Regions from separate parts of the Homo sapiens genome. Here region 1 is linked to region 2. A link is a loop called in an ENCODE intact Hi-C map of the cell type or tissue named here. Cell type or tissue: dorsolateral prefrontal cortex. All regions are shown on one strand. Each heading gives the region's core, and the rest is flanking DNA. Links, peaks and the distances in the headings are about the cores only. Region 1 overlaps MACF1 (microtubule actin crosslinking factor 1). Region 2 has its middle 13 kb from the start of MACF1.

Region 1 (2,917 bases), core at 191-2,690, 160 kb before region 2:
AAAGCCATGGAAAATTAATTCAATAATTAGAGATTAAACTGTATTTCTGGGTAATAATAAGTAATTTGTACTTTTTATTTGTATGTACTGTGTCTATGTGCTTATACATAGACCTTCTTTCTATTCCAATGGAATATGAGTTCTTTGAGGAGAGCTGTGAGTTTTTGTTTTGAAACATATATTGGGATGTTCTTCCTGAATCTAGAAGACAGTGGGAGTTGTCAGTGTTCCTTACTACCTATACTGTTTATGCCACTACTTAGAGAAGGACTACAGATCATCGTCTAGTTTTAGCCTGTATCAACAACAACCTGATAGCCTCAGCTTCCCACATCATTTCAAGAAAGCTGAGTGACTAGGAGGCTGATGCAGGAGTATCACTGAAGCTAGGTTTTTGAGACCAGCCTGAGCAACAACATAGCAAGACTGTCTCTTAAAAAAAAATTAATGAGGCATGGTGAGTCCACACCTGTTACAGTGAGCTATGATCGTACCACTGCACTTCAGCCTGGGTGGCAAAGTGAGGCCTCATGTCTTTAAAAAATAAAAAAAAGCTGGGCGCAGTGGCTCACGCCTATAATCCCAGCACTTTGGGAGGCCAAGGCGGGTGGATCACGAGGCCAAGAGATCGAGACCATGCTGGCCAACATGGTGAAACCCCGTCTCTACTAAGAATACAAAAATTAGCTGGGTGTGGTGGCGTGCACCTGTAATCCCAGCTACTCAGGAAGCTGAGGAGGAGAATGGCTTGAACCCGGGAGGCAGAGGTTGCAGTGAGCCGAGATTGTGCCACTGCACTCCAGCCTGGTGACAGAGTGAGACTCCGTCTCAAAAAAAAAAAAAAAAAAAAAAAAAGCAGAAGAAAAAAAGAAAGCTGGAATGACAAATATATCTTGCTCAATTAGATAGTGAAGTGGGAGCGGTACTACAACCTTGTCTGTATATCACCTAGGTGTCCTTCATTCTCACCTTCCAACTCATCTACCTATAAGGCAGTTTCCTTCCTAGAATGGAGATACCACTTCATTAGGTTGACTGCTGCCAGCAAAAGGTGTCAGAGGAGCCCTATGACAGCAGAACCATTTTTGCTCTGTCCTCTTATAAGACTACCAGGGCTTTGGGGGACACAGTATAATGGACCTTCGAAAAGCGTCATGCAAGAGGCAGAAATCCTATTAATATAAAATATGACAATGGTCCACAAAGGCCACTGAACACAAGTATTCCAGCTAAGCCAATATTTTTTCTATAAAGGTGTCACCACTAAAATATATGATCCATGTGTTGTAAGTGTCCTAAATATGTAATCTTCTTTCAATCATTCAATAGAATGTGCCTGTATATGCCAGTTGATGCCCTTGAAGATGGTTTACTTGGTTGGCTCACTGGCTTATTTCTAATTCCTGGCATATGGCAGCTATTCAGTAATTACTAAATGAATAAATAAATGAGTAGAAATAAACAGTAAGAAGTGACTTCTGCTTTTTTGTTTTGTTTTGTTACAGAACAGGCAGCCTGTAAGAAACAGTGTGCGTTTTCAAGCCTAGCATCTAGAGGGCAATACAGACAACAAAACAATATCGAATGAGAAATGCTACAAAGTAGGAAAGGGTATAAGAGGAACTTATAGGCTGGGCACCTGTAATCCCAACACTTTGGGAGGTGAGCAAATCACCCGAGGTCAGGAGTTTGAGACCAGTCTGGCCAACATAGTGAAACCCCATCTCTACTAAAAATACAAAACTTAGCTAGGCATGGTGGCACATGCCTGTAATCTTAGCTACTTGGGAGGCTGATGCATGAGAATTGCTTGACTCCAGGAGATGGAGGTTGCGGTGAGCTGGGATCGTGCCACTGCACTCCAGCCTGGGTAACAGAGCAAGACTCTGTCTCAAAAAATAAATAAATAAATAAATAAAAGAAAAGAAAGAAGAGCATATGGGGGAATATATACCCTAACTTTGGTGAGTGGTGGTGAATTAAGGGCTTCCTAGAGGAAGTGAACTCTAAGCTGAGATCTGAAGAATGAGTAAAAATTAACAAATAGCTGGGCCCCCTCCGTTACTTTATGCAATGGAGAAGCAAGTAAGTTCCAAGAGCATGTAAAGGCCCAGAGGAAAGTGAGAGCACAGTTTAGCCAATAAACTGAAAGGAATCAATATAAGCAGATGCTCAAGTATAAAGGAAGGTGACAGATAAGGCCAAATAAGTAGACTAGATCCCAGTGGGTAGGGGCTGAGAGGAGAGTTAACCAGGTAATCTTGAGGGCAACAGGGAACCATAAAAAGGGCTAAGCAAGGATATGGCATTTTAGAAAGATTCCTTAGTAGTAAGGAGAATGGACTGGAAGGTAAAAACCAAGAGGCAAGAAGACCAGTAGAAGCTACTATAATAATAACAGTGAAAGCAGACAGTGGTTCTAAACTACAATAATATCTCAATAAAGATGAAGAAGTATAGCTGACTTTGAAAGAAATATAATTACCATAAGATTTGATGACTGATTTGACATAGGAGAGTGAGAGAGAGAATGGAATCTAGGATGATGTCCAGTTCAGACAATGAAGTGGGAATAAAGGAAAGAGAATGTTTAATTGTGGGAGGAGTATCATAGGAAATAGGAGTTCCATTTTCAGGCTGATGTGCTTATGGGCCCAAGTTGCAAATAGGCAGACAGATTTATATACCGTTTTGAAGCTCGGGACAGAAATCAGGGCTGGAAGGAAATGCATACACAGAATTCATTAGTGCAAATGGCAATTACAGTGTTGTGAGTAGATGAGACTGCCCAAGGAAAGTATGTTCTGAAAGATAAAAAGAGGGCCTAGGATACACCTGGAAACATCAGTATTTGAAAACCTGGCCAGAGGAAAGTAAGAAAGATGGTCAGGGCAGAGTAGTATTATGGAAACCAAGG
Region 2 (2,917 bases), core at 310-2,809:
ACAGCTCAATGACTAAGTCAAATTAGGCTTCGACAGCATTGCTTCAAAAAGGGAAAGGACAAGAATATCTAGTCAACCTCAACAGCCATATTACCATTTTAAGTAATCTCTCTCTCTGGCATTTTGACCCTTTTCCCCAATGAAATAATATCTATCTAGTAAGCTTTTTCCAGGAAACTCTGGTAGCCAACATCTTAAAGAAATGGAGAAAAAAATGATACGAAGAAAAGAAGCCCTGTCTATGGGGACTGTTCCAGAATCTTGCCCAGGATTGTTATTTTTGTCCAGAAATATTCTTTTTTTTTTTAATTTTTGAGATGGAATTTCACTCTTGTTGCCCAGACTGTAGTGCAATGGCACAATCTCGGTTCACTGCAACCTCTGCCTCCCGGGTTTAAGCAATTCTCCTGCCTCAGCCTCCCAAGTAGCTGGGATTACAGGCATGCGCCACCATGCCCGTCTAATTTTTTTGTATTTTTGGTAGAGACGGGGTTTCACCATGTTGGCCAGGCTGGTCTCGAACTCCTGACCTCAGGTGATATCCACCCGCCTCGGGTTACAGGCATGAGCCACTGCGCTTCGCCCATAAAGTTCTTAATACAAGTTCACGCCTTTTGTTTCTGCTCTAATATTTTAAAAAACATAGTACTGAATATACAAAGATGTCACAATAGACAAGGAATCCAGCTCATTTATCACTAGATTAGTGTTTCTCTTATTGAGAGCCTAACCCTCAGTGACCCCTACTGGACAAAGATAGATAGACACAGAAGACTAAGTTTTTAAACAACAAAGAAAACTGTGTTGCTTTTATTCTGATGAAATTCTCACACATGGAACTTTCATTATACAAGTTCAAGCTTGTGTCAAAATCTATATACACCTGTAACATAGAAGGCAACAATGCTATGTCCAGTCAGCTCATTCCTTTTATGGGAAACATTATCACCATAAAGTTGGTTGGCTTCACGGCTGCCTCAACAGGATCGTCAGTATTTATGGTTTTGTGATGAGTCCTTATAGAGAAAATAGCAGACAGAAAAGGAGCAGTCACTGGCACACAACTCCTACCCCTCAGTACCTTGCAATTTTTCCATTCCCCGAGGTGACTCACTCTTAACACAGCCCAGACTACTTGCCAGCAGTCAGGGCCACTATGTGTGCCTGGTGAGTAATGCTTTCCCCAGCGTGCATCCTCCCAGCTGCCTCTGACTGAACAAGTCATAAAAGGAAATCTGGGTAACCATTTTTAAGTTTTTTGTTTTTTTCTTTTTTTGAGACAGAGTCTTGCTGTGTCGCCCAGGCTGGAGTGCAGTGGTGAGATATCGGCTCACTGCAATCTCCACTTCCCAGGTTCAAGCAATTCTTGTGCCTCAGTCTCCTGAGTAGCTGGGATTACAGGCATACACCACCACACCCAGCTAATTTTTGTATGTTTAATAGAAACGGAGTTTCACCATGTTGGCCAGGCTGGTCTCGAACTCCTGGCCTCAAGTGATCCACCTGCTTCGGCCTCCCAAAGTGCTGGGAGCCACCGTGCCTGGCCCAGTTTTAAGAACACATGTCCCATCCTAAACACAAGGATAGCTCCTCTCAGCTCCCTGCAGGGACTCAGAGTTGTAATGAATTCCCTCTAATGGCAGCCAGGTGGCAATGCAGAAACAGGCAAAGGCAGAAAAGCCAATGAGTATGATTAAGCCCTTACTCTCTAAAATCTGGGGACCACAGCTTCTACTTTGGATAAAACAAAAAGTAATGGGCATGAAGCAGAGCCATCTGCTATCACACAGCATCACACCCTGTGGCACAGCCCTGATGAAAAGCCCAATCTCAGAAGAAGGAGGCAGCCTCTTAAGTATCTGTCCATCCATCCTTAGGTGTCCCAAGTAGTGGATGAGGAAAACGACAGCATCTGTTTTTTTGATTAGTGACTGGCACATTAATTGAAAAATGGACAACAGTTGTAGTTAAACTTTCTCCCAATAGATGTTCCTGGAGTATCTAATCCTTCAGACATGAATCTATGGAGTTAGTGCAAACATTTTGGAAACAGCTGCCAAGAGCTAGGTAAGTGAGAGAAGTGGAGGAAGGTCTTTGACACAGACAATTTACTTCAAAGCTATCTTAAGCAATAATAATTCCTGATAAATTGTCAAACAGGAAAACTTTAAGTAGGACCCAACTGGGCCTGTACTTTACTGCTAGGTTAAAAAAAAAAAAAAAAAAAGAAAGAAAGAATCACCCCAAATACATCATATCCAGTGAATTTTTAAAATTTTCTTAAAAATCAGAGCACCTTCAATACAGTTGCCTACATTTTTTCCCTACCTATAATCCTTGGGTCTCTGATGCTCATATATGCCTGGGAAGAAAACTATTATCCAGCTTAGTTTTTGTTGTTGTTGTTTTGGGGTTTTTTTGTTTGTTTGTTTTTGAGACACAGTCTCACTCTGTCACTCAGGCTGGAGTGCAGTGGTGCGATCTCAGCTCACTGCAAACTCCACCTCCCAGGTTCAAGCGATTCTCGTGCCTCAGCCTCCCAAGTAGCTGGGATTACAGGCACACCACCACGCCCGGCTAATTTTTGTATTTTTAGTAGAGACGGGGTTTCGCCATGTTGGCCAACCCAGTCTCAAACTCCTGGCCTCAAGTGATCCACCTGCCTCGGCCTCCCAAAGTGCTGGAATTACAGGCCACCGCACCACCTCCAGCTCAGTTTTTGACAAAATCCAGAATACTCAAGATCCTGATTTTTATCAAAAAGAGAGAGAAAGAGAAAAAGAGAGACAGCACAAGGCGGTGGCTCACGTCTGTAATCGCAGTACTTTGGGAGGCCGAGAGGGCAGATTTCTTGAGCCCAGGAGTTCGAGACCACCCTGGGCAACATGGCAAAACCCTGTTGTTATGAAAAAATACA

What was found. Peaks named below come from ENCODE experiments on the same cell type or tissue, not always from the same donor. Only the 100,000 strongest peaks of a DNase experiment are listed, where the experiment ranks them.
Region 1: a loop joins it to region 2, with 3.0 times the contacts of the local background. A loop is called at or near these places in 3 of 110 quality-filtered maps.

Annotation. Positions count from the first base shown.
Region 1 is chr1:39,353,399-39,356,315 of GRCh38, reverse strand. The region is part of intron 44 of MACF1 (microtubule actin crosslinking factor 1); the gene reads right to left. Among named protein-coding and RNA genes, the nearest start is that of BMP8A, 140 kb to the left of the region's middle. In dorsolateral prefrontal cortex, for the core only: a CTCF peak has its summit at 1,554; no DNase peak of the experiment used is centred there; H3K27ac peaks cover 531 bases.
Region 2 is chr1:39,190,510-39,193,426 of GRCh38, reverse strand. It overlaps a transcript of MACF1 not described here. Among named protein-coding and RNA genes, the nearest start is that of MACF1, 13 kb to the left of the region's middle. RefSeq lists an enhancer at 1,377-1,919. In dorsolateral prefrontal cortex, for the core only: CTCF peaks have their summits at 760 (motif pointing left), 1,439 and 1,639; DNase peaks (open chromatin) are centred at 1,166 and 1,646; H3K4me3 peaks cover 631 bases; H3K27ac peaks cover 2,420 bases.